Linked DNA regions of Homo sapiens: regions 1, 2, 3, 4, 5 and 6 are each linked to region 7. A link is a loop called in an ENCODE intact Hi-C map of the cell type or tissue named here. Cell type or tissue: PC-3. All regions are shown on one strand. Each heading gives the region's core, and the rest is flanking DNA. Links, peaks and the distances in the headings are about the cores only.

Evidence for each region. A loop is a pair of places that touch in the nucleus more often than their neighbours do. Peaks named below come from ENCODE experiments on the same cell type or tissue, not always from the same donor. Only the 100,000 strongest peaks of a DNase experiment are listed, where the experiment ranks them.
Region 1: it touches region 7 in a loop (10-fold over the local background); 19 of 110 quality-filtered maps call a loop at or near these places.
Region 2: it touches region 7 in a loop (16-fold over the local background); 23 of 110 quality-filtered maps call a loop at or near these places.
Region 3: it touches region 7 in a loop (4-fold over the local background); 6 of 110 quality-filtered maps call a loop at or near these places.
Region 4: a loop joins it to region 7, with 17 times the contacts of the local background. A loop is called at or near these places in 14 of 110 quality-filtered maps.
Region 5: it touches region 7 in a loop (8-fold over the local background); 18 of 110 quality-filtered maps call a loop at or near these places.
Region 6: a loop joins it to region 7, with 6 times the contacts of the local background. A loop is called at or near these places in 18 of 110 quality-filtered maps.

What each region holds. Positions count from the first base shown.
Region 1 is chr11:87,720,852-87,725,484 of GRCh38, reverse strand. All of the region lies in intron 3 of LOC107984361 (a long non-coding RNA gene), which reads right to left. Among named protein-coding and RNA genes, the nearest start is that of LINC02711, 3.8 kb to the right of the region's middle. In PC-3, for the core only: CTCF peaks have their summits at 2,328 and 2,535 (motif pointing left); a DNase peak (open chromatin) is centred at 2,564; H3K4me3 peaks cover 342 bases.
Region 2 is chr11:87,875,924-87,880,556 of GRCh38, reverse strand. All of the region lies in intron 4 of LOC107984361 (a long non-coding RNA gene), which reads right to left. It also overlaps a transcript of RAB38 not described here. Among named protein-coding and RNA genes, the nearest start is that of LINC02711, 160 kb to the right of the region's middle. In PC-3, for the core only: CTCF peaks have their summits at 1,890 and 2,100 (motif pointing left); a DNase peak (open chromatin) is centred at 2,116; H3K27ac peaks cover 470 bases.
Region 3 is chr11:88,396,299-88,400,931 of GRCh38, reverse strand. The region is part of intron 2 of LOC101929174 (a long non-coding RNA gene); the gene reads right to left. Among named protein-coding and RNA genes, the nearest start is that of CTSC, 61 kb to the right of the region's middle. In PC-3, for the core only: no CTCF peak of the experiment used is centred there; a DNase peak (open chromatin) is centred at 2,361; H3K4me3 peaks cover 565 bases; H3K27ac peaks cover 2,123 bases.
Region 4 is chr11:87,461,723-87,466,355 of GRCh38, reverse strand. All of the region lies in intron 2 of LOC107984361 (a long non-coding RNA gene), which reads right to left. Among named protein-coding and RNA genes, the nearest start is that of LINC02711, 260 kb to the left of the region's middle. RefSeq lists a silencer at 2,652-2,741. In PC-3, for the core only: a CTCF peak has its summit at 2,656 (motif pointing left); a DNase peak (open chromatin) is centred at 2,645.
Region 5 is chr11:88,162,805-88,167,437 of GRCh38, reverse strand. All of the region lies in intron 1 of RAB38 (RAB38, member RAS oncogene family), which reads left to right. Among named protein-coding and RNA genes, the nearest start is that of RAB38, 10 kb to the left of the region's middle. In PC-3, for the core only: no CTCF peak of the experiment used is centred there; no DNase peak of the experiment used is centred there.
Region 6 is chr11:88,884,804-88,889,436 of GRCh38, reverse strand. All of the region lies in intron 2 of GRM5 (glutamate metabotropic receptor 5), which reads left to right. Among named protein-coding and RNA genes, the nearest start is that of GRM5, 180 kb to the left of the region's middle. In PC-3, for the core only: a CTCF peak has its summit at 2,455 (motif pointing right); a DNase peak (open chromatin) is centred at 2,446.
Region 7 is chr11:88,542,143-88,546,775 of GRCh38, reverse strand. The region is part of intron 8 of GRM5 (glutamate metabotropic receptor 5); the gene reads left to right. Among named protein-coding and RNA genes, the nearest start is that of GRM5-AS1, 40 kb to the right of the region's middle. In PC-3, for the core only: CTCF peaks have their summits at 2,034 and 2,235 (motif pointing right); a DNase peak (open chromatin) is centred at 2,235; H3K4me3 peaks cover 413 bases; H3K27ac peaks cover 517 bases.

The DNA.
Region 1 (4,633 bases), core at 356-4,355, 820 kb after region 7:
AGGAGTTTGTCTTTTCCTATTCTGTCTTTTTCTGATGCTCACGGTCTGGCTTAAAGCCTTCATAATAGGTGCTCAATAAATATTGGACATAGGAATAAGTGGTGGATGTGATATTGTGATGTGTAAAATCTGTTCTTGGTAAAGTGAAGAGATCATTCAGCTTTTAGTTGTATTTATGCAGAAATAAATATGAAGGGCTGCGTCATGGAAGGCCTAGTTAGTAGAATGAGAAATTTAGCCTTTATTGTGAACAGCCACTGAAAACTTTGGAGGACATAAGAAAAAACAAAATAAGTTTTTAAATTTTAGTTTGAATATACTGCTCAAGATATAATGGAAAGACATGGAGAAAATAGACTAGTTGAGACACTTATGCCAGAGATGAGGTGATGGGAGTTTGAGCAAATGCAACAAGAACAGACAGGGAAATTAAGGGACAGTTTTGAAATGCCTCCCTAGAGGGAGATGTGATGGGACTTAGTGATTAACCCACTGAATCTGGTGGAGAGTAAGGGGGAGAGGCCAAGTGTGACTCTGATCATTAAGAGTATCCATGGCAAACACATTGGGTTTTGAGCACCTCTCTCTCGGGAAGAAGATTTCTAAACTAAAATGTTCATTTCAGCATTTTCCACCTGCTTTTGTCCTTCTTTCAGGTAATAAATGGAATTAGAAACTCTGTTGAAATCAATAACAAGGAACTTGTTTTTGACAGAAAACAGGAAAGCAATAAGGTGCAGGATGCTGAGAAACAGGTCACTGTCTGTCATTCCTAGAGGCAACCAACCTTCCATCCTCCTTCCCATCCTTCCACTCACTTTTCTATCCATTCATCTAACCAGCATGCATTTCTTGCATACTTACCTAAGACTAAATACTGTTCTGCTTTCTAAATATTCCATGACAGGCAGTTTGCTGCTCCCTATGAGTCACATGACTACAAGAGCAACTGTACAAAGTACAGAATGATCTTAAATTTTTTTTTATTACATTGATTGGTTCTGTTTCTTCATGGGGACAGCAGTAAATTGTTCTTTTAAATTCAGCTTTGAGACACTATAATTTCAGTTCTAAATGCAGAAATTGAACTGCTTTCAAGGATACGAAAATCATGGCAGTACCCTGGGCTAAAATACAATGACAAGCTAAAATACAAGGAACCATTGCATTGCCCTCTGGGAACTATATATCCATGCTGAGAAAGGCAGGCATGTCTTGTGAGCACTGTACCTAAACACACTCCCTGAGAGTGCTCTTTCTCTCCATGGAGCAGAGATGTTAATGCATCCCCTTTCTACCTGATAGGGTTTGTAAAAGAATCACAAGAGAGAATGTCTGTGAATGTGCCTTTTGAAATATATAAATATAAGAAAGCAATTTTTTTTATCATTGGAGGTTGTCTTTTTAAATTATTTGTTAAGAGTACTCCCTGAGTTTTTCTTATTCTACTACTAAGTTTCACTGGAAAAGACAAACAATGTTAAGCCAAGGAATAGTTAAATTGACAGGTTAATTTTGGTATTTGATAAGCGACTCTAAGCTAAATGTTTAACCTTTCGATTTTCTCATCCTTGAAACAGTGATTATAATACATGGGTTGTGGCCGGGCACAGTGGCTCACGCCTGTAATCCCAACACTTTGGGAGGCCGAGGCGGGTGGATCACTGGAGCCCAGGAGTTCGAGAGTAGCCTGGCCAACATGGTGAAACCTCATCTCTACTAAAAATACAAAAATTAGCTGGGCGTGGTGGCGCACGCCTGTAATCCCAGCTACTATAAAGGCTGAGGCAGGATAATCACTTGAACCTGGGAGGCGGAGGTTGCAGTGAGCCAAGATGGCGCCATTGCACTCCGGCCTGAGCGACAGAGCGAGACTCCGTCCCTTGCCCCCGAAAATAATTATATATATATGCATATGTATATGTACATGTATACGCGTATGTATATGTATATGTGTATGTGTATGTATACGCATATGTATATATGGTTGTAAGTCTTAAGCTTCCTGACCACTCCCCAAATCTATCAGCCTGAAAAATACTTGGCTGTGTTTCAGGTTTCCACACCAAGCTTCACTTGGACCTTGTACTTCCTGGGAGCTCCACCCCTAAGATTCTAACCATTCTTCTTCCTTTCACCTCTCAGTAGACTTCTATCAGACCCCTATGATATACTCATGTTTTTATCTCCCCCTGTAGCTTAGGGGAAGATATTGCAATACTGTCTCATTTGATTGTAACCCTAGCAACTAGCATAGTGCCTACATAAAACAGGTGTTTAATAAATGTTTACATAAATAAATGGATAGCAGACACATACGGCAGTGCTTTGTACACTGTAGGAGAGTTAGCCTTGATAATTAGGAATCTGATTTGTTAAATGTTGCAGCGTGTAAGTGAATTTATGGCAAAAAATGAGTATAATTGTTTTAATTGTGAAAGAAAGAACTTTTATAATATCTGTAACTCAGCTTTTCTCAGCCTATGGTGATTTTTCTCCCTGGGGGGCAAGTTGATTGCCACAACCGGGCGAGGGTGCTACTGCCATCTAGTGGGTATAGGCCAGACCTGCTGCTGCTAAACATCCTTCAAGGCAAGGGACAGCCTCCCGCAATAAAGAATAACTTGGCCCGAAAAGCCAAAGTTGGGAAACCTTACCCTAACTAATTCTCTTGCCTCAATTAGAGAATGTGCTGTCCCTTGGGCTGTGCTGGCGATTTGACATTCTATAAGCCCTTTTGGGATTCATCACCCATGAACTTACAGAAAGAACTGTGTTTCACAGCTACTTTTACAAAAGGAGCCGTGATTTGCCCCCGATAGTACTGACTAGAGAAGAGCAAACAGGGCTGTAAGTCAGTAGTACCTTCAATACTTTTCCATCTCGTGGCAGATACCAGCCTGGTTGGGCTTTGATTAGTGCAGCAAACTCCTCTTTCAAGAAATCTGGAGAAGTTAGACTTTCCTCCCTCTAGGCTAAAGAAAGTTAGCTATCACAGAACTATTTCTTCAAGAACCATGGCAAAATAACCATGGGAACCATCCCAGTTTCCAAGAAAAAAAAAAATACGTATATATAAATGGTACTAGATACTTTGATAGTTTCTCTATTTGTAACTTTTTTCAAGGTGACTTTTGTTTTCCTTTTAAGGATAAAAACCCTACTACGACCCTCCCACCAATGACTTGTCTCACCCAATGCCACATCCCTCCTCACTCCCCATTTTTGCATTACAGCTGCAAAGGCCCTGTCTTGATTCCTTCAACATCCTGCGTTCTGAACAACTGCACTGTCAGGAACATCCACAGGTTGCCTAGTTAATTCCTATTAATCCCTCAGAGCTCACTTTGAATGTCAAATCTTCCTAGAGAAGACCTGCTCTAACCTTACATGAGGTTGGATCCCTAGTTAGACCCTCAACTTGTGCACCAGCCATTCTCCCTAATATTTACCACAGCTGTCATTAAATCAGTTCTCTAATGTAAGCTCTGTAGAGCAGGAACCATTTATATCTTCACAAGCAAGCCTAGCATTTAGTTGAGACAGAATAAAAATGTGTTTAATTAGTAAAAATAACTTTTTAGAAAGAGTATCCTCATTTCAAGTTTAAATGATATTTGGCAAGTATTCCCTGATTCAGAATCCAAACATCTTGCAAAAATAACACACAAAGGCACTGTAAGTGAAGAAAACTCAGACTGAGTAGAGAACTTTTTAACTTGTTTCCTCCTACATCTAGTTAGATATACAAAGAAAGAAAATTATTTTTACAATTAGCAAAAAATATTAACTTTTAATAATATCAAGAAATGTGTGGGAAGCTTTGTGAAAACACTAAAAAAATCCATTGGGAGATATAAGTGAGGATTTTGCAACTAAAAAATTAAATTTTTAAAAAATATTTTAAAACTGTCTCCCTAAATCAATTAATAGATAAGAATAATCCTATTCAAAATCTCAATAATATTTTTAGTACATTAAAATGGTTCAAGTAACCACCTGAACTATTTCACAGTTAAAAATAGCTAAGAGAATATTAAAAACGATGAGATCAGAATTCACCTGCTAAATATTAAAACTTGTACTAATTTTTTCCAATATGCCACTAGAATAGAAATCAAAAGGCAAAACAACAGAATAGAACAGATAATTCAGAAACAGATCCAAGTGTATGTAAAAACTTGTAAAAGATAAAGAAATTATACAAACAAATGATAAGTGGAAGTTTAATTAACAAAAAATTTTTTTTTTACATTTTGGGGAAAAATAAAGTTAACTCACTTCTTACCATAGACCAACATTAATTCTGGTGCATTAAAGAAATAAACTAAATAAATAAGTAGATTATGAAGAAAATAAGAGATTAACAGACACTTTATAGTTTTTCTCGAGATTTGGACTTTCTGAACATAAAAGCTATGGGAGAAATCACAATGGAATAGATTGGTATATTTGCGACATGATGCTAGTTACTTTAACTTATTGAGTGGTTGGTGTGTTGTGCCAGGTATCATTGGTGGTGTGCCAGGCATCATGCTATATGCTTTCTATATGTCTTAATTTGATGAAATCTCATCATCCCCCATAAGCTATTAAGATGCTCATCTTATAGAGAAGAAAACTAAGGCAGAAA
Region 2 (4,633 bases), core at 380-4,379, 670 kb after region 7:
TATTCTAGGCTGAATGTGGCAAAAAAACAAACCCCACAATTTCAGTAACATAGCACAATGTGATTTCTTTTTCATATTACTGTCCTTTGAGTGGCTCTTCTATAAGCTGTAACTTGGAGATCTAGGCTGTTACCATACTGTGGCTCTACCATCTTGAACTTTTTGTTTTCAAGGCTTTAAAATTGGGATAGAAGAGCAGGAAAGATATCTGGAGCATGTTGTGGCCAGGACTCGAAGGGATATACATTATTTCCACCCATATTCCATTTGCAGTCTCACTGAGTTGTAAGAGGGCTACAAAACATAGTCATTTTGTATGCCAAGAAAGAAAATGAAGCGGTTTGGTGAACACATGGCATTGTCTCAATGTTACACTTTCAACATTAGGTTTAAAATAAAAATACTATTTCTAGTAATAGTCAACAAGTATAGAAAATACGGATAGGAAGCAAAATAATCTATGGAAATCCCTCAATAAATATCTAAGAATCAGATATTCATTCATTCATTCATTTTATATCTGAACTTATTACTATGTACCACTATTCTCAGTCTCTTAGAGCTTACAGTCTAGACAGGAGGACAAATGAACCATTAAATGAAGATGAGTGCTTTGATAAAGTACAGCATATTATAGGAGATCTATAATAATATTTGAAATATAATTACTAATATTTTGAGCATTAGGTACTTTATAGATATTATTGCATTTATTTCTTTACAATGTGAGGAGATACCATTACTATTGTTGTTTATGGTTAAAACAGCCACTCGCTCAAGGTCTCACAATAATTAATGCACTTTAAGTACCTGAATAAGCAATGATTAACGTTGTTCATGAAAGTTACTAAAACAAGAACTGGTAGTTTTACCCCAGATGAGATAATGTAGAATGAAAAGAATGTAAAATCTCCAGAAGAAAGCCCACATGAGATGAGCATAGAGGTTGCTCCACGAGCACACAGAGGTTCTCACTAGATTCCTAGGGAAGAAAAACCAGAGGTGACAGCAGAACCACTCCACAACCCTAGTCCACTGCATAAGCTCTTAGAGTAAAGCTCCGAGTTCCCATTCCAGAGGGTGGGTCTTGCCTTTTTAAATATTTTTGTTGTTGTTGTCTTTTCATAGTCCCAACTGAAAAAAAAAAGTCTTCTCACTTACTGGAATACTCTCCCCACCCCCATGCCCCACATGTTGAAAAGTAGGCGGTCCCTTCCAAATTTGTCCCTTATGCCTGGTGCTAAGATGAATCATGTTCTCGCAATGTGGTTACATATTCATATAAACACATAAGAAAATATTTATGAGTGTATACAGTCCGTATCCATGAAAATGAAAATTTTTATGCTCAACTTAAGCCATTTATTGTTTTGGTAATTGATGTAGGAATTGGTAAACAATGAAATTTATATTTATGATATGCCTAATATAAAAGTAATTATATTTCCACAATGAAAAAGCAAAGCAAACGACCAGAGTGTTGCCTACCTTTAATATGATTTACTCCTCTCCTCAACATTTCTGTCAGAATTCAAATTCCTAGGCAATACATATTTTCCACTGAGGCAAAAAAAAAAAAAAAAAATCAGTAATTGCTCTGAAAATTAGAGAAGCCAGCTAGGATAGAGTACTTAACTTGGATATTTTCCACTGTGATAACATGGAAATAACAGAATGCATAAGAATGGTATAATGAGGTAGGATAAAAATTCCATCCTTGAGCCAAAGTCACATTTTTCTCTCCACAGGATGAATTAAAGAGGTGGATTGAGCAAGAAATTCACCTGGTGAGCACATTGCTTTTGCAGATGTAAGTGGCACACAGCTGGCTTTAAAAGCTATGATTTGCTTACCCATATGTGGTATTACATGAAATAAAGAGAAGCTGAAACTAGGGAGGGGAAATGCAATTTTTAGCACAGCCTCACTGTCAGCAATGGAAATTGCTTTTTTAAAACTGGGAGTAGCTTTGATAAAAACATCCTCCGACATTCTCAACATTGCCTTGGGATGAATTCTTCCAGAAACCATAGAACACTCCCTCTTTATTTTGCAGTTTTATAGCATTTTATTGTCTACTTTCATTTAATGTTGTGAAGCTCTTGCACTGCCCTCTGCTGTTTTCTGAGCTGCATAACCAGGGTGTTCACAAGTAAAATACTGAGTTCATTTAATTCTCTCTCGATAGATAGATGATAGATAGACAGATGATAGATAGATAGATGATAGATTGATAGATGATAGATAGATGATAGGTAGATAGATAGATAGATAGATAGATAGATAGATAGATAGATAGATAGATGATAGGTGTGTGTGTATATATATGTGTGTATATATATATATATATATGTTTAGCACATATTAGGCATCCAAGATAAAAGAGCAGTTTTTTAAAAAAGCAGTAAATGGTCAAAGCATAGATTTTACAGTTAGGCAAAATGAGTTCTGATCCTAGCCCCACCAACATTTTCAGTTGTAAGACTGTAGATAATTTAAATTCTCTCTGGCTCAAGGCTCAGTTTCCCTACATACAAAATAGGAATATTAATACTTATTTGCTTCATGTTACAAGGATAAGTCAGGCACGCTTAGTGCCTAAAACAGAGAAGACACCATGGTATGAAGCTATTATAATATAAATTAGTCATGCACTCTACAAGAAGATAAGGCAAGTGGGGAATCTGGCAATTATGTAACACAAGGAGGGATTGATTTGATGGCTATTGTAGAAAACCAGATAGTAAAGTAGGCTTAAATGAGAATTTCAGCCATGAAAATGATACTGCTTTAGTAACCAAGTGGAGACCATTCAATTAAGGGGACAGAGACTGGAAAAAGAAACAATAGCTAGGAGGGCTAGTGTTATACCTGGGGATGAAATGTAAGGTGGGCGTAACTATGGAGGCACCATTACTAAGAGGAAGGTAGACACAGTCAACAGTCATGGTGGAGGTTGAATATGAATAATTTTGTAATAGATTGGATACAGGACACAAAGGAAAGAAAATTGGATTCTGGATATGTTGGAAGGATGATAGAGGGCATATTCCATGGATGAACAGGAGTCAGAATTAGCAAACAAAGGAGATAGCATGGGTGTGGGGGGAGGGAGGAAATTCATAGTTACTTGGCATCAACTAATAGAAATAATTTTCCTTTATTCCTCACAATAATTCTGCAATGTATACTTTATTATTCCCATATTTGAGATGAGAAAATTGGGTCCCAGAAAAGTAAGTATCTTGTTAATGACACTTAATGACACCCATCAGAACATAAAGAAGCTAGGATTCAAACAATTTTATGTACTTTCCAAATTCTAGGCCCTTTCCACTATGGCTTTACAGAATCAGTGCAAAAGAAGCAGTGTATAAAGAGGTCCTGGTTCCATGGAGGAGGTCCTCAGCACGTATGGTACTTCCATGCATGATATTGTTTTCTTTAGGTATAAAAAGATGACACCTATCTGTCCTGTTTATACTCTTTATACACAAGACCACTCATGAATATTCTCATGATATTTACTGTTGATGAGTATTTCACTTTTGTTGATGGTGAAAATGCACACTGATTTCACAGTTGATTTAAGATTTCTTCTAATGCCCATTTGCTGTTTTGGGATTCTCTACTGAAACTATATTATGTGTTTAATTTCCTGAGAGATACTATAAGAACACTTCAGCTGAATGGCAAAGGAGAAAATTGTGCCCGGTATCACTGCTCATCTGCTACCAGGTGAGCAGGTCTAAATAGCATTGAAGAACACCGTTTCCTTCTCTCTTTCACCAAAGTCTTGTTTGAAGAGTAGTCTCATACAGGCCTCACTAGAATTTCATAATCCAGAGTGACTTCTAAGAAAAAATTTTCAAACTTAAAGACAATGGAAAGTCAAAGATGTGCATGAGCCCTAAAGAAACCACCTATCAAGAAGAGACATAGACTCAAACTAGGCTCCCACCAACTCCAAAGTCCTAGAAGCTTTCTAAAGTCTCCTGTCTTCATAATCCCTTCATTCTAACATTTTTATTAGGTGAGAATTAATATTTGTTACTCTTTCAAAGCTGTGTTAGTTTGGATTTGCTGAGGAGAAGCCAAGACAGAACTAGATATACAAAAATTTATTGGGGGAGAAAGAAAGAGGAGATAGAGAGAGCTTTTGGACCACGACACTTGTCCAACATCTGTGAAAGAAGAGAAGGAAAAAGGACTATGGTAGAAAAATTGCTGGTAAGGAGTCATCATCATGCCCAGATACCCACTAGAGAAGGTTTCTATCTCTAGATTAGACCCACTTTGTTCAGTCATTGGCATGAATGTCGTAGTTGATCAGAAGGGCATCAGCTAAGATCATCACTCAATTCTGCTACCTGCAGCTAGAGATCTTAGCAGCATGTTTTCACGACAGTTTCGAATTCTATCCCCAGAGATCTATATTGAAATATTAGAGGAAATTATAGAGTAATAATTAAACGTAGAGTTTGGAGACAAACTTCCTAAGTTCAATTCTTAACTTCATCACTTGGCTGGATAAAGACAAAGATTCCTGATATCACTATTCAACAGTGTATTGAAGACCTTGGCAAAAGCAATATAGAAAATAAATGTAAAGAATGGGGAGGAAAAAGTAAAA
Region 3 (4,633 bases), core at 260-4,259, 150 kb after region 7:
TCATCATCATCATCATTTTTTTCAGCCACTGTGAGTATTCTCTGCCCATTGCATGAAGTAGACATCAAAGAATCTTAGGTTTGATTCTTTGCTTCAAAACTTGGTAGCTTTGAAATGAGGTGAGATTATTTAATGTTCTCATTTGAATTTCTCATCTATAAAATTGGGATAAAGAAAGAACTACATCACTGTGTTGTAGTGACAACTAATTTAAATAATATGAGTGAAGTGTCTACTATTGTATGGAGTAGGTTCTCACTAAATGACATTTCCTTTACCCAATATTGGCATTAAATTTGTTGATTTGTAAGCTTCATTAGTCTGATGCAGTCCCCTAGGGCCTGCTCATCCTTGGAGAAGGTAATCAAATCACATTACGGATCCTGCAAAACTGCAGACAGGATCAGGGTCTCTCATTAAGATATATTCACTTAAGAAGCTCCATCCCATGAAATAATTAGTTCCTGGTTTAAACCAAGTGTAAATATATTAAAAATAAATGAAAATGACATATGTATATATGGTAACTGAGTTCCATGTGTGTGCATAAGAGGGGTAAAAGATAATGGTTAGAAAATTCCTGTGAATAGAGTCAAGGGGAGAGTTTCATTTGAGGTCCATTTGGCTGCTAATCACAAGACTCATTTCTCATGGGTACACATCCTCCCTCACCAATTCCCTGGCTCACTCACACGTCCTGTGCATTGGGATCTCTGTTCCAGGCTCCAGCCATTATGAACTACCTGCTATTTTCTGATGATTTTGTGATCCTGCATTTCAATGTCTCTGTAACCTCTAGTCCCTCTGTCAGAAGTGGCTCTATACCCCTTTCACTTACCTTTCTTCTCTACCTACATACCTTTTACAACTCAGGTGAAATATCAACTTCCTCTAAAAATACTTTCTTCTCTCATTCCATTAACCTCCTTCCTCTGTGTTTCTTTGTCCTCTATCTTGACCTTTACTATTGACATCCCATGCAACATATTTTATTCTGCAACTCTTCTAAGCATTAGAATTCTTTTGGTGTAGGCACTTGGTCTTATTTGTCCATTTATAATTTTTTTGGTTCTTCAAGGTGCAGCTCAGCTCAAATAACACAGCTCCACTGACACTTGCCTATGAAGCTTTTCTAAAATAACCAGATATCTAGGCTTTAGACTTGATTGTATATCCCAGGTCTTCCATTATTAATTTTCATCTTTGATTGGTCACTCACAGACTTCAAGGTTCTTTTTTAAAAATTTCATCTGTAAAATAAAGATATGTCATTTATCTTATCGAATAATTGTAAATGGCCAAAACAACGTATAGTGCAAAGTATCTAGTGTCTAATAGAAGCTCAATAATCCTAATAATTATTTCTATTCTTCTCAGAATGTTTTTGGCATTTTTATTGTATCATTTATTTAACATATTATACCACATTTTGCCTTGTATTATTAGTGTCTATGCATTTGTCCTCTCCCTGTCACTGGATTTTAGATTTTGCTCAGATGTTCTTCCTTAAGCATGTGTCTCTGCGTGCATGTATGTGTTTTTGTTAGTAGAATTTATCCATGGCATAAAGCCAATAAATGAGCACTGAGGTTCTCATCAGAAAAGAGGGTGGTGTCAAGATTTAAACTAAGGTAGATAAACATGAGAAACACACAAACATTCAAGAATCCTATATAAACAAGCACAAAATATATCTCAGTAAACATTAACATACTATATGAACTATAGAATGTTAGACAAACACTAAGAATTATTATTAGAAGTAGGATAAAATTTGAGTTAAAATCGTGCCTGTTCTACAGTTACCATTAAGAGTTCATTTCATAACTTCTTCCATTTCTTTCTTTCTGTAAGAAATGAGAAAGGATGACTTCCAGATGAGGGAAATTAAACTCCTGGGTCAATTTTTATCAAGAAATTATGTGATAGAACCACACACAATTCTGTAACTATTATTTCCCAAACACTGTGGGGAAGCTCTAGGCATATCTGGTGTAAGCAAACAGAGACAGACTGCAGCACATGACGAATTATTCATGTATACTAGAGAGAAACTTGATTTTTGTCAAGTTCTAAATTTGAGGTACACAGCAAAAAAAAAGTGGTCTTAAAATATTTTTTGTATTTCAGATACACAGATTTTTTCCATCCCACAGGAAATCGACAAAAATAAATACACCAAACTGTTTCCCTGTATGGTAGTTTCCTTTTATCTATGGTTTCTCTTTCTGTGGTTTTAGTTGCCTATGGCCAACTGCTGTCCAAAAATATTAAATGAAAATTCCAGAAATAAACAACTCATAAGTTTAAAGTGTGCACTGTCCTGAGTAGAGTGATGAATCAGGGGCTGTTTCACTCTGCCCTACCCAGGGCATGAATCATCCCTTTGTCGAATGTTATCCACACTGTATTTGCTTCCTACCCATTATCAGATCCACTGTCACAGTATCAGGTTATCAGATCCACTGTCACAGTATCACAGTGTTTGTGTTCAAGTAACCCTTATTTTACTTAACAATGCTTAACTAATAATAAATTTATTAGTTACTGTTGTCAATCTCTTATGGCACCTAATTTATAAATTAAACTTTACCATAAGTATGTATGTATAGGTAAAAACATAGTATATGTAAGGTTCAGTAATATCTATGGCTTTAGGCATTTAATGAGGATCTTGGAACATATCCCCCAGGGATGAAAGGGAACCATTGTATGTAAGGTTCACCTTTGTGTTAGTATTAAGATATTGTTCCCAAATTCGTTTCTCAGGAAGTTGAATTTTAGCTTTGAAGTTGTTGATCCTTGTGTGTTTCTAAGAAATCAAATGTTACCAAGTGGTTACTAAGTAGAATTAAGAATTGGGACTAAAATAACGAATAAAGACAACTAAATATATTTCATGACCTCATTTTTTTTGAAGCCTTGAAGCTAAAAGTTGCTTTTTTAAATAAAAGAGTTCATGTTATGACCCTAGTTGAAAATACTTCTATCATTGCCATTTTACTCTGCAGAGCATTAAACTAACATGGAAACTAGGTTGCTTCTAATTATATAAAGATGGGAATAGACAGAGCCTTTTCATGTTTGGAGCTCTCCTGCCTGCTCTAGGGATTTATATTTAAACAAAATTCAAGAATATTTGTGTTAGTCCACTTGTGTTGCTATAAAGGAACACCTGAGGCTGGATAATATATAAAGAAAAGAGATTAAATTGGCTGAGGTTTTGCAGGCTTTACGAGCACGCCTCCAGCATTTGCTTCCAGTAAGGGCCTCTGGAAGCTTACAATTATGGCAGAAGGCAAAGGAGAGCAGGCATGTCACATGGTGAAAGACGGAGCAAAAGAGAGGGAGTGGGGAGGGGCCAAATGCTCATAAGTAACCAGTTCTCCTGTGAACGCACAGTGAGAACTCACTCATTACTGCAAAAAGGGCACCAAGACATTCTTGAGGGATCTGTCCCATGACTCAAACACCTCCCACCAGGCCCCACCTCCAACACTGGGAATTACATTTCAACGTGAGATTTGGAGGGGGTGCCCATCCAAACAATATCAGTATTCAAAAATGTTTATTTCTTAAATTAAATTTAAAAACATTCTAACAATCAACCCTAACACATCTAGGGCAAAATGTGTCTGAAGAGTACTCACTCTTTACATATATAAACTCTCATTTCTTCAATAATAATGACATATGAAACATCTATTATATGTGAGGTACAGTACTAGTTACTTTATAGATTATACCTGTTGGTCTGAGTGCAATTCCCAATCTCTCTCTCTCACTGGATACACACACACACACACACACACACACACACATACCCATAAAAATTCTGGAACCAACAATCTTAGAAAAGATGTGGCCAGCTAAATCTACCACCCTGTTTTTCCTAATAATGTCCTGATGAAAGCCATCTCATGGGCAGAGACACACATAGGCTCAAAATAAAGGGATGGAGGAAGATTTATCAAGCAAATGGAAAACAAAAAAAGGCAGGGGTTGCAATCCTCGTCTCCGATAAAACAGACTTTAAACCAACAAAGATCAAAAGAGACAAAGAAGGCCATTACTTAATGGTAAAGGGATCAATTCAACAAGAAGAGCTAACTATCCTAAATATATATGCACCCAATACAGGAGCACCCAGATTCATAAAGCAAGTCCTGAGTGACCTACAAAGAGACTTAGACTCCCACACAATAATAACGGGAGACTTTAACACCCCACTGTCAACATTAGACAGATCAACGAGACAGAAAGTCAACAAGGATACCCAGGAATTGAACTCAGCTCTGCACCAAGCAGACCTAATAGACATCTACAGAACTCTCCACCCCAAATCAACAGAATATACATTTTTTTCAGCACCACACCACACCTATTCCAAAATTGACCACATTCTTGGAAGTAAAACTCTCCTCAGCAAATGTAAAAGAACAGAAATTATAACAACCTATCTCTCAGACCACAGTGCAATCAAACTAGAACTCAGGATTAAGAATCTCACTCAAAACTGCTCAACTACATGGAAACTGAACAACCTGCTCCTGAATGACTACTGGGTACATAACGAAATGAAGGCAGAAATAAAGATGTTCTTTGAAACCAAGGAGAACAAAGACACAACATA
Region 4 (4,633 bases), core at 186-4,185, 1.1 Mb after region 7:
GCTGAACGTCTCCAACAACCTCCCTCCAGGAGCCAGAAGGCTCAACTGAACTTAAGCCAAAGTTTCCTCTACCTACTTTCCTCCCAGGACCTGGTAGTTCCACATCTAAAGTCTTCCAAATAGCCATGTGCAGAGTTAGGTTAAGGGCAAAAACCCACATCCAGAAAGAAATGTTCTTTCCTTCTTTTTTTTTTTGTTTTTTTCTTTTTTTGTTTTTCTTTTAATAGTAACAGGGACAGTTTGCTTTTAAAATAGTCACCTGAGGTGTGATTGATAGGAAATCACTACTTGTCATTTCCGGCTCCATGGGAAATGTGATTCAGTGAAACTTAACTAAGCCTTTTATTTCCTATATTTGCTCCTTTATAAATTGGAGCCTGTCAGCTGCCCATCTGAGAAACATCAGAGAGCCTGAGTGTCCTGCGGTATTTTTCATAGAGCAATTCCTCCAGCCTAACATATTACATTTCCAGGCTCTTTGTTCTCTCGCCAATAAAATATATGTTTCCCAGAACTGCATATCCAACCCTATTTAGGAACCATTTAGAACAAAGAGTGAGGGCTTAATTTTCTGCATTTCTCTCTCCACACCTTCTCTATCCACCTCCTCCACCCAGCAACACCACAGGAAACCCGGGCTTCCTAAATAGAAGCAAGTAATTTTCTGAGGCTCCAACATTTTCTCTCTCACACTTACAGGATTTTTCAGGAGCCTGCTTTTAAGGCTGGCAGACACAGCTCCCCACACACAGCCTGGAGATGTACATGTCCAAGGTCAGGGTTGAGCCTCCCAGGGCTCACATGAAGGACAAAGACTTTAGAATCAAAATGACCAAGATTTAAATTCCAACTCTCCAATATATTAGTTGTTTCACCTTGATTAATTTATTTCCTTAATGAAACCTCCCTTTTCTTACCTGTAATAGTAAAATAATATTAACATCTGTCTAGTTTTAGTGTGAGACTTTTAAAAAAATAAGAAATTGTGGCAGACCTTGTTGGTTGCCATTCTCAATTTTATTATCCTGTGGCACCTTTCACTTTAGAGGCTGGAAAAACTTAATACTTATTTTCCTGGTCTCCCCTTCAGCCAGGGATGGCCAGTTAACTCAGCTATGGGCAATGTTATATAAGCAGAAGTCTGAAAAAAGTTTCCTGGAAGTGTTTCTGCTTCCCTGAAAAAATGGAAAGATGAGGCCAACTGGTTCTCCTACTCTTTTCTCCCTGCTTTGACCAAAGATGTTATCTGGAGCTGCAGGAGCGCTCTTGTGGCCAAGAGGCTCTCAGAGTCACCTGTACTGACATCATCAAGACACTGAAGCAATGCTGAAGGCATCGAACTCCAGATTTCTTGTTATGTGAAAAGAATAGTGTCTCTTTATATAAGCCACTTCAAGTTGAGTTTTCTGTTCCTTGCTATCAAGTGCATTCCTAAACTGCTGTGTGTGAGCGATGTAAATAAAGGGACTACAGGAGTCTACAGTATTTACTAAATATTGGTTCTATCCTCCCCACCCTCCCCATGTGTCTTCTCCTCAAAATATACTTAGTACTAATCTATACCATTGAATTATTCATATTTAGAGTGGGATTTGGCCTGAGAATATGCATCCAGACTGGATTTTGAGGCCTCTGCAATGTTTCTTCTACCCCGACCACCTGCACACTGAGGTTAAACTCCCAGTCAATGAGAGTCCAGCCAGTTGGTTATACTCCATATGAGTCATAAGTGTCCTATCCCCAACCACTCTTTCCTCCATTCCCTGTCTTCCCTCATTCTCTTCCCCCATCCTTCTTTCAGCCTGCCTGAATCTCTTCCATCCTTCCTTTGCTGGGTGCATCCCCACCATCTCCCTGAGATACCTTTTCTGATGCGATCAGGAATGGCCAGGAGAGAAAAGAGAGTCATGTGACACAAATTTAGTTGCCCCATTTGGCAATGGTGATGGGCAGGCAGAAAAGCATGTCTAGTCCAGGGAAACCTTGGAAATAAGGGATACAGAGTTTTATAATCAATATATTAAAAAAAAAAAAAAAAAAAAACTCTGCAAGGCAGATGCAGAGCAGCCACCAGGGCTTCACTTTGACCCTGGCAGTCAGGAGAACAAAAAAGCTGGAGAGCCAAGGTCACCCAGGAGCTACCTTAGAGGTGGGTAGAAGAAGCATCCAGGGAATAGAGAAAACAAAGACAGGAACCACAGTGCAGATGGTAGCCTCAGAAGCTCCACAAGGTCCCTGGCCAAAGAGAAAAGAAATTGAATTCCCCTTCCTGTGTCCATGTGTTCTCATGGTTCAATTCCCACCTATGAGTGAGAACATGCGGTGTTTGGTTTTTTGTCCGCACATGTACCCTAAAATTTAAAGTATAATTTAAAAAAAAGGAAAAAAAAAAAGCAATAAATAAATAAATAAATAAATACGGGAGCTACGAAAAAAAAAAAAAGAAAGAAATTGAATTGACCAAAGCTTTGAAATAATTTGTCCCCACCTGCCATACCTCTCAGGATGGGTGGAGGGGGTCAACCATCTGCCAGTTGACCAGATAATCAATGAAGGATGAGAGGACAGTCCACATCAGCCCTTCAGGTAGAATACCTTGGACATGTCAGAGGCTGCCATACAGACCTGGTTGTGCTCATCTTGGGTAAATTGTGACACCTACTGGCTCATAATGGAGAAAACCCATGCTTCACTTTGGTAAAAAGTTCCCTGGTGCTAGTGTGATGCAAATGTCTCCCAGATGGACTAGACTCTTTGCTAGTGAGAAATTATATACCTTTCAGGTTCTATGGCCATGCCCAGATTCAGTTTCCCATGACCACAGTTGTCTGGAAGGACAATGGAAATAACCAGAGGACAAGCCACTGTAATAAGAAGTGGTCACGGAGAATGGCCCAATGCAGAGATTTGAGTTCTGGTTCTGCCTGTGTCTCTTTGTGGCCTGAAGACATTAAACAAATCACTTCTTCTATTTCGCTGTCACTTTTGTTGTTGGTTATCTTTTCAAAGGAATGTGTTACCCTTGTTCTGTCTACCTTAGAGTTTATGTGTAAAGAATCAAAAGAGAGAGCCTTGTTGAAGCAACAAACGTGTTTTTGTGTTTTTTAACAAGCATTTAAGTATCTCAAACTACCATACTTCTGGAGACATATACCTGTACATATACATACGAACATAAATATGCATAGCAGTATTGATACAAAAGTGAATAAGCCACAATTCCAACCTAGAAAGACACATACATGTAAACCAAATGTAAGCCAAAAGTAAAATTCTAAGGTCCCCTAACCATCTGAATGGACTTCCTCGTCAGCCAGGGCACCCTTAAAATTTAACCTGAAAGACTGGTTCAGGCCATGATGGGAAGTGGGGGTCAGACATGCCTCATTATACCTCTCTGGCATTAACATCAACCGACTTTAAGTCTGATAAAGAAACATTTTACAGCCTATTCTTTCTGAAGCCTACTACCTGAAGGTTTCCTCTGCAAATAAGAACTTTGGTCTCCACAATCCTTTATCTTAACCCAAATATTCTTTCTATAGATCCCAGGTCTTTAGATAAACTGAACCAGTTGTCAACTAGAAAACTTTTAAATATACCTATAAGCTGGAAGCTCCCACTTCAAGTTATCCCACCTTTCTGGACCAAACCAATGTGTTTCTTAAATGTACTTGATTGAAGTCTCATGCCTCCTTAAAATGTACAAAACCAAGCTGCATCCCAGTCACCTTGAGCACATGTTCTCAGGACCTCCTGAGGGCTGTGTCACAGGCCATGGTCATTCATATTTGGCTCAGAATAAATCTCTTCAGATAATTTACAGTTTGACTTTTTTTGTCAACCCAAAGAATCCTGTTCTCTTTGCCTGAAACACTTCCTCCCTCAGCTTATCCTTCGATTCACAACCTTCATATCACTTCCTCTGGGAAGCCCTACTTCTGCCCTCACCCTAGTCAAGCCAGGCCTCCTGTGACACTCTCACAGCACATTTCACAGTTCTCACAGGCACAGGACAACACCAGACTGGAGGCAGGTGATTGAATGTTCAAATCCTAGCACTCCCCTCACTGACTGTAGGACCATGGGCAAATTTCCAAGCACCACCAAACTGTGGTATCCTTTCCTGCAAAGTAAGGAAGACAATACAAACTTCCTAGGGTTTTGATAAGGATTACATAAAATGGCACATGTAAAGCACCTTGAAGAGTGCCTGTCAAAAAGTAAACTCTCAGGAAGTGTTAGTTTTTACCATCATTTGTGAAATGTTTAATTTAATGTTCATCTCTCCCACCAGACTATTGACTTCAAGAAGGCAGAAGCCCTGCCCACTTTTCTCAGGCCGTATCCCCTGCACTTAGCACAGTATCTTGAAACCCAAGCCTTTTCCTTTATAAAATGCAAATAATCATAGTAACCACTTCATAGTGTGTTGTAAACACTAAAGATGACCATGTCTCCAAGTCAGCACTAAAGCAATTATCATAAGGCCAAGCACATAGCTAAGTATTCTATTGATGTTTTTACTATTGTTATTATTATAAATGATATAAATGAAGTAAATACAGTGTTCAGGAGTAATACAGAAAAGGTAGTCATTAATTTTACCTTGGAACAGGGAAGTCCTTGCCTA
Region 5 (4,633 bases), core at 231-4,230, 380 kb after region 7:
CAGTTGATATTCTCATCTGGGACCCATCACTGGAGCCACAGCATTTTTAGAATTAAAGGCTGAACTTTTTAGCATGACAGTCACGACCATCATAACTGTCACTCATTTGTCATTCAGTCTTATCTCTCACATCTATGATTTTTACATTCCAGATATCTTACAGTGGCCCCAGTATACCTACCTTCCCCTTTATGCTGTGGCTCACACAGTTGTCTCTAGCTAAAAAAAAACACCTTCCTCTTGTTAACATAGATAACTCCTATGGGTCCTTTTCACTCTATCAATATCACCTCCTCCAGAATGTCTGTTGAAACCATGAGACTCAGGGAAACACTTTTTCTGCTCCCATAAAGTTCCATGATTACTCCAGATAGAAATAGTTTACTATTGCATTGGAATGTCTTTTTCCTCCAAAGTGTATCCCTGGGTCCTAACATAGTATTTGGACATGTGGTAGGAACTCAAGTAGTATTTGTTCAATAAAGTTTTTCAGTCAACTATTGTATCAATGCCTTAATTCTAAGACATATCATTGATCTAAACATTTCTTCAATAAAAAATAGACTTCTGTTCATGATTGAAAAACTTCACAACTTTATAAACATTAATATATAAAAGTATAATTTAGAATTGAGAAATATGGCAACCACTTTTCTTAAGGAGACATTCTATTTTTTTTCCAACCATGAAAACTGGGAAATGTCCTTAAATACCATTCTTAAAAGCTGTGTTTTTGCATTTAACAGTCTCCATAATTTGAAGTGAAATGTCATTCATTTGGATGTCAAATGGCAAAACTATATCTTTTTTAAAATTTAAGCGTATATTATATAAAATAATAACTTCGTGAAAGGTAATTTTACAGAATTAAAACCCTGAGTACTCATCAAAACCATATCAGTCATTTTATGGATGAGCAAGCTTGATCTGGAAGGGAGGTGACATTAGTTTCTCAGGCCCACAGAGCTTGTTAGTGGTAGAATTAGAACCAGAACACAAGATTACCTGGCTTATTACCAAGGAAGCTTGAATAATTAAAAACGTATTTTTTAATACTAGGTGTTTGGGTGCTGTCTTCAGCATTGAGTTATAATGATGATCAAATTGGGAAGGCACCCAGCCCTGTGGAAGTTCGTGCAGTGGAGAAGAGGAGATAATGGCATAGCAGTGGAGACACCCAAAGTCATCCACAGTTTGGCTTTAAATAGCATTTCTAATATCATTTTCTCCCTCCCTCCATGATGAGGTCTAAATTTCAACCATTTGAACTCCTTGCTATTCCTGGTTCATTTCCATGCTTATTGCCTCTGAGCCTTTGCTCCTGCTTGCCCTGCTGGTTCATGTCTGCTGGTTCATGTGTCCTTCCCTTTGGAAGCACATCCAAATCCTACCTGATGTCTAAGACCTATCTGAAAAGGCAGCTCCTCTACAGAGACTTTCCTAGTTCTCTCTGTCAGTAGTAACTTCTTCCTCCCTTGAGTCCCATACAACTTTTCTTTCCCTTGTTTGTAGCACTTCTCTAGTTAAGCTTTGTGTTACAGTTATTTTCTATCTATCCAAATTTCCTTCATGATTTTTAGTAAATCCTGCTGTGAGTTATTTGCTGCATAATTTAATGAAATTACTGTAGAGTCAGCAAAGAAGTAGAGAAGAAGAAACACCAAGAATGAGGAGAACCTAGCAAGGGCAGGCTTTTGGAAGCAAGAGGTAGATAATTTAATAAAAGGATAGTTAATAGTTTCAAATGTGTTATGACTTTTTGCTCTGAGTCTCTACTTTTTGTAGTTTGTGTTATTCTGATGTATTATTTAACCTTTGTTCCTTATCACTTTTATTTAAATATAACTTTCAATTTGTTTATCAGCCTTGCATAAAACTGCTCTTTTAAGAAGAGTAATGAAAACTTATTGATTTAAATTATTTTTGGTTAGACTGTTTTCCCTATAACATGCTATAAATGGCCACCAATTATTAAGTGTCAGGCATAGTTTTATGCATTCATATGCATTATTTTATTTACAGCTCATAATGAGCTTATCTGATGGACACTGTTATTAACCCTACTATAGAGATGGGAGAACTATAAACAGGCCAGAAAAAAGATAAACAAGCTAACAAGCACAGAAAGCTTTTCAGAAGTCTTACCAATAGTAGCAGGTCATGCTGGGATATGCACTGAGATTTGTCTAACTACAAATCCTATTTTCTAGCCATGCTATTCTACTGTTTCCTGATGCATTATAAACAGCATAATGGTTTTTACATCTCGTGGGTTGTTATACATTGCTTTTAGAAGGTGCTCATTATATATTTTAAAATAGTAATTTATTAATTTTTAACCTGTATACTTTTGGATAGACCTAATTATTGAATGAGTTGAATTTTTTGCATGCATCATTGCTGACACCATATGGTTGGTTTGACTTATTAACAGTCATCTTCATATACTACTTTTAGGCAGGAAAACCACTGTGCCTGAGGGACAGAAGTCTCTAGTTTACAAATTAAAGCTAAGAATAGCTGTAGTGCTTGTTGGTATCAGAATAAAAAGATTTATATGGTGGTAGAAGGATCTGTATGCATGTATTGTGTGGTGTGTGTATCTTAAATTAAAAAAAAAATACACTAGACTCTAGAGGCTACAGCGCAAGTTCTCAAACTTTCTCAGTTCACCGCATCCAAATCCTTAGTGTTTTGGATTTTTTCATTGTGCCTCTAGGCCAAAAGCACTACCTAACAATCCTGTTCATTAAATAGCACCAAACAACTTAATAAGTGTTATAATAGCCATAAGAAAAAAAAAGAGAACGCATAAATTAAAAGAAAATTATTTTTGTTTCATTGTTAATCACCACAGTTTACTATAGGCATGTGTATGGCTTTGGTCATGAAACACCCTCTCAAACCTTTGAGCCGGAGTGGATGCCACTACCATACCACCGTCATTTCCTGTTTCACATTGATTTTCACATGATTTTTGCTTTTCATCACAGAAACTTCCAAACCCCAGTTTCAAACAGATATAATGACATCAAAAGGAATATAGTGTTAACACTGTGAACTACCTCAAGCTAATAGTTCCTGGGGTGTCTAATGGATCTTGAGTACTACCGTATTTGCCTTGAAAATTTAAAATATCCTGTTTCACCCATGTGAGTTCACCATGGCACCCCCCCCCACCGAGAGCACCTTGGCATATATTTTGGGAGTTATAACTGTAGCAGAATCTGGATATTCCTTAAGAGTGCAACTTTTAGAGTCCAGGATCTCTTGGGGGTTATTTATAAAAATTTATTTAATGGATACTGACTGGTATTGTCTCAAATGCCAAATAATTCAAAAATAGGTTTTTTATGTAATACATTTGAGCTTACAGTTCAGAGGTATTTTAGGTTGTTTATTTGATTATAAACATGAGATGCTGGTCCTTCTGTCTTGATTCACTCCAACCTGTCATCCATGACTTGGTTTCCTTCCTTCCCCCTGCTTTATCCACTGTTGCACCTTACATTGCTAGATGATCTTTTTATCTCCATCCACATGAGTTATTTGCTTAAGCTGGTAGCATTGGGCTCCAGTCTAAAATTATTCTGACAAAAAATCTGTTGGGCTACTGTATTAGTACTCATTTTCACATACACACATATATATCACATGCACTGCTTTAAATTTAAATATACATTCAGAATTTAATGAGAATACTTTCGAAAATGTATTTCAAAAGTAGGTCACTATAATCCATCCATCTTTTGTTCTATAAGGTAATTATGAACAACAATAAAGTCAATATTTACCTTTTATGCCATTTTATTCTCTTGTCCACTTTAGCTTACTTAATTCAATATACTTCATCTAGCTTTATCTTCTTGTTGAATAGAGACAAAATTTGCCTTTAAGAGATGATAACTAACAGTAGGGTAAAATGAGAGCCATTGTTTATGGGGGAACTAAGGAAATTGCTAAAAGAGTTTGGGTGGTTCTGAATTATGAACAGATATTTTTCAGATGGGATCTTAAAAATGGCAAGTTCAGTAGGCATAAAAGTAAATGAGTTAGATCAAAGATCTTCTTTTATTCAGCCTACACCTTTTCCTGCTGGGGTTCCCTCTTGCAAATAAGAAATAAGTATTAATTGTTATTTCATTATGCAAAGAGTACTTGTATTGCTAGTTCCATTCTATTCTGGAAGTGCATTGTGAGCATAAAGTAACAGCCTCTTAGGGTACCTGTGTTATGGAGACACCGAATATAGTAATTGAGTAATTCTACACTGGACTCAAGGAATCTACAGTGTAATTGAGGACACAGGCTGCACAGGTTTGCAGCACATAAAAAGCAGTACAAGGCAGGGCCTGATCAAATGGTTGAGCGAATGATCCAGTTAGTCAGTGCTGTGGGAATATAGAAGAGTGAAGAGATGAGTGTGAGTCCAGGCAGTCATAAAAGTCTCCAAGAAGGTGGAGCTTGGGTACAACCTTAAAGAATGGGTAGAATCTGGTTAGGTGAAGGATGATGGAGAGGACGTCTTTCAGTGGGAGTGGATTTGCCATGGTATGGGAGTAAATGGAAGCAAGAAGCAGAACTTAGCAGAGCCTAGCAAGGCATAGGTTGGGTCAAAACCTTGACCTCAGTC
Region 6 (4,633 bases), core at 354-4,353, 340 kb before region 7:
AAGCAGCTTTTGAAACTGTCATTGCAAAATTGTGACTGAGACAGTGAAAGAGATCTGACCCAAAGAACTCTATTTTTTTTCAAGCCTGCGAGCTGTCCTTGTCCATCCCTGGGTGTAGGCTGAACCAACTTTGGGAGGCACCTGGTTTACAGTTTAGACTCTAAAACAAAGATGATATCAGCCCTTTCTTAAAATATACTTTCCTCTTGCCTGGGTACTAGACCAAGAAACTAGCCACAAGATTAAAATCCATGGCTTAGGAGTCACACAGCTGGAGGCTACAAGATTTTGACCATCTCTTAACTTAGCCCTCAAGATTAGTGCTTAAGATATTTTGTAAACCCTGCCCTTGATCAATCAGCTGGCAGCTCCCTTATTGACAAACTGGCTTATCTGATTTTGTGGCCATTACCCAGAAACTGACTTAGCATAAGAAGTCAGCAAACATTGTAAAATGGTGGAGACTAAAACAAATTATTCGCCACATGGTTACAGGTCATGTTCCCAAGGACAAGAAGCAAGATGGAGGCCTTTAGCCAAGTTTGTTACTGATCATTTTGTTGGGCTGGCTTGAACAGCAGGCTTAGGGGGTCCTGGGTCTGCATCCTAACCTAAAGTAACTTTTCTTTGGACAGAACCATACAGAAAGACACACAAAGCACACCAGATTGTCTACAACTTAAGGCCAACCTCACAAATCCTTTCTCATTAATTAAAACTTTTCAGAAAATATAAATAGTGATCCTTATTATTTCTTTTACCGGTTTGCACAGGGATAGAGAAGCCAAAAACCCAACTAGTAAAAAAAAACTTTTACCTTTTTGCCGGCATGTCATGCTTCTGGGTTTTCTTTCTCCCCCAGCTCAACTGTAAGCCAAGCATTTTAAGGTTTGGGTAAATTAACTTCTCCCAGGTTGAATGAACATCATAAAAGGGCCATTGAAAACAGTGAAAAAAGGAAAAACACCATAGAAGAGTCTGGGGCTTCCCATTAGGGTTTCAAGAGGTATTGCCTCTCTTCCTGCTGGGAATGGTGTTTCCCCTGTTTCTTCACTTTCTCTATCTTCTCTTTTCCCATTTGGCCTACTATAGGAGACCTATTGCTCACCTCAGAAATTCTCTGCTGCTTGCAGAGCTGTCTGTTTTAGCTGCAGTTAGGGTTTGGCTTAGGAGCAACATAACATCCCTCCATGAGAGGTCAAATACCTGAGTTAAATTCTGGAAAACTTCTATATGCCTATCAGGGTCATTAGAAAATTGGCCTAAGTCTCCCTTTAATTGCCTGAGGTCCTGCAATGAGAAGGGTACTTGAATCCTGGTGGCATCACCTCAATTATGTATTTTCTGTAGGGGTAAGTGAGAAGGTGATGGAATGGAAAATTTTAGAGATGGTGGAGGTAGAAGAACTGGTGGCATGGTTGGAGGTGGCCCCGGTTAAGGCAGACTGGAAGGGCTGGTACACACAATAGCTGCCTCGGGTGGTTCCCCTGGAAGTTGCTTTTCTCATTTTGGGGAATTATTCTCTTTTGGCCTGCCTGATATGATTGCTAAAAGAGCTGGATTCATTTTGCAGTGCTTGCAAGGATCTAGTAAAAAGGCCATGCCCTTGTGCAAAAGAAAATGAGCTGCTTTTTCTTTAAAGTCTCTGGTTAAGAGGAGTCCCTGTGCTTCAGAATGCACTCCAGGGGAGTGCAGGCTGAATATGGTACCCATCTAGAAAGAGAAATGACAAAAAAGTATCCCTTTAGTCTCCTTCCTTTTCGTGTGACAGAGTGGAGAGGAAGACAGTGGGGGCATTCCCCTTGCTATATTCCTTCCATGGTTCCTGGGTCCCGGCACCTTGTTGAACATGCCACCCATAGTTGCAGGCATGACTGCCAGCTATGGAAACAGAGGCACTTAGAGATTGGGGTTTGTCACACTCACCCAAGTGGCTCTAGTCCTCTGTCCTCTGCCTGTGATTTCCCTTTGACTTCCTAGACTTGTGTGACCTGTCTGGCTCCCTGAAAAATAGATCTCAAAAAAAAAACTACATAATAGTTGGGCAAGCCCTCTTTAATGGAGGGGCTAGACTGAAATCTATACCTGATATTATGGGCTGTACTAAAGCGTTTTCCCTTAGAGAATGGTTCTGGTTAACTTCCAGACTTAAAATCCCCTTACTAATTAAGTACCATTCTAATTGGAGGCAGAATAGGTGTCTTAAAAATGTATGGACTAAATGGCAATTTTCCTGCTGATGGGACAGTATCAAGAACTAACATTTGGTTCCAGAAGACATTTTAATCCTAATTGTTGAAGCTAGAGTTTTCCTGTTAACAGAAGCAGCATAAAGCATGGTGTCTAGTAGAGGGATGCAAAAAGGGAGAGAATTGGTTAGCTAGAGTGTTTGGGTAAAGGACCAACGATGTGCCTCATGGAAAAGATCCCTATTCCACTAGGTGGGGCTGTTGGCCTTGAAATGTCATGTGCTTTTCAGACCAAGGGCAGAGAGAGATGCTCCCTGTGGTGAGGGTGACCCTCTGTTCCTCGAAAATCACAAAGATGCCTTCCCTTGAGCTATATCGCTGGTTACTATGACATTCCCTGATCTTGCCAAACAAGATTACCTCCCTGAACTATAAAATTTCCCATACATTGCATACACAGAGAGGATGAAATAGATATGATGATCGCAGACAGGAAAGGAGGAAATTATGATAAAAAGTTGGAGATTCTGTTGCCGACATCTCATCAGGGTAGTCAGAGGCTGGGGTCCGTCCAAATACCTTTGGATAACAATGGTGGTAACCCTGGCCGGAAATCCTCAGGTACACCAGGACTTCTTCCAGCCCCACATGACAGCTAAGTCCTCAGTGAAAGGAAGCTGGTTCAAACAGGGCCAGTATGCCCAGTGACCCATGGGTACTGGGGGATGCTCCATGTTCTCCCTAGCAATCCTGTCCCCCAAGTCTTGTAAGGCTGGCAGCCATGCTAATTATTTTTAAATGGCTGAAAGGGGCCCCGTATTTGGTTTGATCTGGTTCTAAAATGGAAGCCAAGGGCCTCAGAATAAAAGGACAGAGTTGGAGTCTGCTCCTCTACTCACCATCTCGATGAATGTTGTATGTTGTTATCCCGGACGAGCCCCCATTATAAAGCAGCTATGTCTGGGGTGTAAACCCAGGGTTTGTCATCACGCACCAGGAAAATTTAGGACACAGACACATATGAGAAGTTTACGAGCAAAGGTTTAATAGGCCGAAGAGAAGAGAAAGAGAAACAGCTTTCTCTATAGAGATACAGGTCTCTGAGTGGAAAGGACTGGCTGGCTGCAAATGCACCAAAATATATAGTCCAGTTTGAGGAGGCAGTGTCTGATTTATACAGGGCTCATAGATTGGTTTGATCAGGTATGATGTTTACATAGAGTGCAGAGAAGGCTGGTCACCCCACCTTAATCTTATTATGCAAATAGGCTTTCCAGTTGATCGGCACCATCTCGTCTGCTCTTTACAGTATACATGGCTGGCAGAGAAGGGAAGAATGGAGCTGCCATCTTGAAAATGTCTAGTCCTCAGTTCCTGCCAACATTCACCTGTGCAAGCTCTCAGCTCACTTGTCTACCTCTGCAGCTCAACTTTCCAGGCTGCTCTTTGTTAGTAAATGATTTGGGGCTGCTTTTCATGAGGTAAAAAGTGTGACTGAGGATTCCCAAACCCTTGCTATCTCCCTAAGTGATTTCTTTTTAACTTCTATATCAAAGAGACTGGAGATTTTTTTTTATGAGAACTGCATATTGCCTCTTTGGTTTGGTTTGTTTTAAAGGCAGGTTATCTGTGGAAACCTTATTTATATATTAATTTGTTTCTCTTACTGGAGCTGAAAAACTTTTTAAGGAGGGATACTGTACTATTTAAATACCTTTCTAAAGTCCCCTAACTCCCAGCTTCAAACACAGCTGGTTTACCAAAAAAAAAAAAAAAAAAAAAAAAAAAAAAAAAAAACATGGTACCTACTATAGAATTCAGAAATTTTACTAATGATGACTGTAATTTAAAAATCAAAGTTCTCAATGGATTTTTCTATAGAAGGATTTCTAATTATAATGAAATTTAAGTGGAATAATCATAATACTTTTATTGAGTTGCCACTTGTGTCTTTATAAAACATATGCTTCAGAGGATTTAATCTTGGTTTGTATTTTTTTCCTTTCTGCACATTGAGTTGTGGTTCAGTAGATGGAAGATCTAAAACATAACAATTATATATTTAAACTGATTTAAACTAGAGCCTAAAAAATAGGATAAAACAAGAATGGGATGTACCTCATTTTATAATATATATAAATTCAGAAACATTTATAAACATATATAAATAAAATATTATTTTAAAAAATGGCTTCTTTTCAGATCTTAGGAATGAGTAATTCAGTTAAGGCAGTAATGTGGAAATTTTGAAATGTGGAAATATTATTCAATTTTAAGGACAAATATGGTATATTAGTCTGATCTCATGCTGGTAATAAAGACATATCCAAGACTGGGTAATTTATAAGGAAAAAGGTTTAATGAACTCACAAATCCACATGGCTGGGGAGGCCTCAGAATCATGGCGGAAAGCAGAGGAGGAGCAAAGTCATGTCTTATGTGGC
Region 7 (4,633 bases), core at 305-4,304:
CTACAAAGTAAATTCATTGAATTTACAGAAATTCATTTACATGAATCTCATTAGCATGAAATTTATCCCCACGCATCAAGCTTACACCACGTACAAAGTCTTTCTTCACTATCTAGTCTACAGAAGTTTTGAACACATAGGGCCCATATTAAGACTTTACCATTCACTGAAATGGCTATGAACATATATATGTGTATACATCTTCCTAAAAGAAAACTCCATTTAGCCAAATTCCAAGCAAACTGCAACAAAAGTTTTAACATATATAATTATTAAACATAAAGCAAAGCAAAAGTCATTGTAATAGAGGACAATTCTGGGGAACTTTAGCTATAATTTAATATCTTGACTTTACTCATTAGCACATTCAGTAACTATTCATTGAGAATATGCTGTGTGCCAGAAACTGTTCTATGCTTTGAGGATAAAATGAAGAACAACCTAAAATCTCAGCTCTCAAAGAACTTCAACTATAGTCAGAGAGAATGCCAATAAAACATAAACAAATACATAGTATTAATTGTCATTAAAAAAAGAGAAGCAAGATGAGGTATTACAGTGAAATTGATTTGGGACTAATTTTAGATATGTTTAGATACAGTGTCATGAACAGCCTTCTGAATAAGTTAAAGAGAAGGAAGAATGAAGCGAGAAAATAAGACACACAGAGTTCTGGGAGGTGGAGGTATGTATCCCAAGCAAAGACAGCAACAACCAAAAAGATCTTAAGGCAGGAAACAGATTTTCATTTTAGGAGACTAGCAAAAACTCCATTGTGATTAAAGTAAAATGAGAAAAGGAGAGAATGACAACAGAAAAATGTGGACTGGTATTTGGGGATCAGACTAGGTGAGGATTGGGGATCAGACAATATACAAAATATATATTTTGTATATTGTCCTGAATGTGATAGGAAGCTTCGGAAGCTTTGAGAAGAGGAGTTACATCATAAGATTAATATGTTCAAGATATCTTTCTGGTTTCTGTAGATAGAATAAAATTTAGAGTGACAAGAAGAGAAGAGGGAAATCAGATGTCCATTGCAACAGGATAGGTGAGAAATCACGATGGTTTCAACTAGAATGTATAATGATGAAACTTAATAACTGATTGAATGTTGCGTATAAAGAAAAGAGAATACTTAAAGATGGGTGCTAGATTTTACCTTTGTGAATGGAGGATTTGGACCTGTGTAATTCAACCTCAAGGAGAAGAGGTTTGAAGGGTAAAATTGATAACTAAGTTTGGACATGTTTATATTATGTCCTATGAGCTCAAAGAAAGGTTCAGACTAGAGAATCAAAGGGTGGGGGAGGGGGGGCCAACTGCATTTGATAATAATAGGACTAAATTAGAAATAATTTGGATTGGGGTGGGTAAGGTAAAAGAGAATAGGTTTGAAGAAATATGTGTTTGTTTTTGGAACTATTAAATTTAAAATTTCTAAGAGACATCTAAGTGAACAAGTCCAGGAAACTGCAAGAAAATTGGACCAATAATTAGGAGAGTTTGGGGTTTGTTTGTAAGCACAATTTGGAAGAACCAAGAACAGAGCCCAGAGACTAGATAAATAAAGAAAGTCCAAGAACTGAGACCCAGATACAAGTGATAGCATGACAGGAAAAATGTGTTTCAAAGATGAAGAAGTAGTCAATAGTTCCAGTTGCAGATGAGTCAGGTTAGATAGAGTTAAGAGTCATCATTGGGTATGGAAACCAGATGTTGGTTGAGGGTTTAGCAAAAAGCAATTTCAGGTCCCATCTCTTTGAGGAAGTTTTTTGTCTCCCAAAGGCCCAGGCAAAGATGTAAATCAATGTTCATTCGTCAAATAGAACATTCTCATTAGTTGGCTACCGGATTCTATAGTGCAAACCTTAATATAATGTGCAAACTATCAAGATGCAGGTGTGATACTCATAGCCAAGGATTTCGTTGGTACCAAGAGCACTGAGACCCTGTGGTAGCCTCTTCCAGCCTCCTCTTGTAATGAGTTTCAGTTCTTGACAGACTTCTTGCTTGCTTATGCCCAAGTTTAATGTTCCTAAATCAACTGCATTATATAGCCACACATTTTATACTGGGGACTGTAGGAGCAGGAAAAGGAGCACTGAGGCTTTGCAGCACTGTCATGACACTCCTACACTAGGACTGTATTGCCAAGTGCAGATCCAACTGGGCCCTGAGAAGTGTGTGATGAACAAGGCCCCCTAGAGGGCAGCAGAGCCTCACAGGAGTGGGGAGAAAGCCCAAAACAGAGGTTAGTGGGGAGTTTCACTCAAGGAGACACAAGGAGGCAATGCACACATTTACGGAGAATGAAGTTAAGCTTTGTGAAATGAAGGAAGTCCGTAATACAAGGAGTAGAAAAGTCTAAAATGTGAACCAGACAGCAAACACAAGGCTGGGCTAGGAAAGAAAAGAGTGACCAGAAGTCAGTCACAGGAAAGCAAGGCTTGTCTGCTCAGTGAATGTTATGACCCAAGCAATCATAATAAACAGGTACCATTTCACCATTTTCCTAGTCTGTTTTGTGTTGCTATAAGAGAATACCACGGACTGGGTAACACTATTTAAATGAAATTTATTTCTCAGTTCTGAAGACTGGGAAATCCAAGACCATGGCACCAGCATCTGGGGAGGGTCATCCCATGGTGGAAGGGCAAGAGAGCATGTGTATGTGTATGTGTATGTGTGTGTGTGAGAGAGAGAGAGAGTGAGAGCAAATGGGAGACAAACTTATCTTTTTACCAGGAGCCAACTCTCCCAATAACTAACCCACTCCCATGATAACAACATTAATCCATTCGTGAGGGCAGAGCCCTCACAAAATCACCCCTAAATGTCCCACCTCTTAATACTGTTACACGGCAATTAAGTTTTCAACACGTGAACTTTTGGTGACATTTTCAAGCTATAGCAACCATGTTATCTGCTATGGGCTAGATGATAGGTTAGGCACTGGAGATATAAAAATGAATACAATACCATCCTTCCCCCAGATAACTTTTCTCTTCATAATAAATTCAGACTCATAAAAAATAATGTTAGTAAGGAAGTATAGATAACTCGATCCTTTGTGGGTATACAAAAAGGGAAATAATGATGAGAGAGGACAGGAAAGGCCTCAAAAAAAAAAAAAAAAGGATAACATGATGGTATGGGTCCTGGTTGTGGGTTTTTTTTTTCCTCTTCTCTGATTTCTCTATGTCTTCCCTGAAATAATATTTTTCTTTCTCATTTATTTATTCTCTCATTCAGCACTTTTTTTATTATTGAGTCTTGCCAGGCCCCACTCACTGTTGTGGGCACTGGGATACATACATGGTCCCTGCCTTCAGAAACCTTCTGCTATTTTATTTGTGGTGAACGTGACAGTCACAAGCAAGGCAGTCAGCTTGCACCCATTTGTTTCTTCCAATGACACATTCTGCACCCTGCCCTCTTCCTAGGCTTGAAGGAGAAAGCTTAAACGGTCAGCTCTACAAGGCCCCATGTGAGAAAGAAAGGTAACAGATAAAGAATATCATGTCTTTTCACTTAATCAGCTCTTATCGCTTATGCAGTTAACAAATAGTTGTTGTGCACAGTGTGCCAAGCTTGTGCCTCTCAGGCCAGGGTAAGTTCAAATTACACCACGGCATTTTCCATTTTAGTTCTAGGAGATTTATTTTTTCATTCTAGGACACCTAGGTGTTATTAACCTTTTTTGAAATGAAGTCTTGTTCTGTCGCCCAGGCTGGAGTGCAGTGGCCCAATCTCAGCTTACTGCAACCTCCACTTCCCGGGCTCAGGTGATTCTCCTGCCTCAGCCTCCTTTGTAGCTGGGATTACAGGTATGTGCCACCATACCTAGCTAATTTTGTATTTTTAGTAGAGACGGGGTTTCACCATGTTGGCCAGGCTGGTCTCGAACTCCTGACCTCAGGTGATCCACCAGCCTCTTCCTCCCAAAGTGCTGCGAGTACAGACATAAGCCACCAAGCCCGGCAGGTGTTATTATCTTTACCATGAGTTTAGTGTGCTCTATTTGTTTGTCTATGACAGCCAATGTTTATCATCCCCATTGGATTCTAAGCTCCTTGAGTTGAGAGGCTGTGAAATGTATTTTCTGGATGTCAAGTAGAAAACCAAGTACTATGCCAGGTATCTAGAAAATACACAATATATGTTTAAGTATATCATTTACAAACAGAAGAACCTAGCTTTGAATTCCAACATCAACATTTATAAACTTTGTGACCAATAGATCTCTTTTAAACAGGATCATCAATACCCCTCCCTAGGGTTGTAAAGAGACAATGTTTGAAACAATGTTTAAAAAGCTCTGAGTATAGTGCCTGTTACGTATGCTTGCTCTTCCTCTTTCTCTTCTTTATTCTTTGCCCTCTACTTGATTTTTGTTTGTTTGTTTTTTCCTTTTTAGCCATGCCTTTGGTAATTTTGGTTATTTTCTTTAATCTAGTGTTCTACAATACAAGCCTCAGTGTTCAACAGCCCAAATATGAGTCCTGGCTTTGCCTCATCTAACTGTGTGACTTTCAGCAAGCTACCCAGCCACTCTGTGCCTCAGTTATTTTTATCGGTGAAAGGGGGATAATAATAGTACATATCTCATAGTGTATTAGTCTGCTCT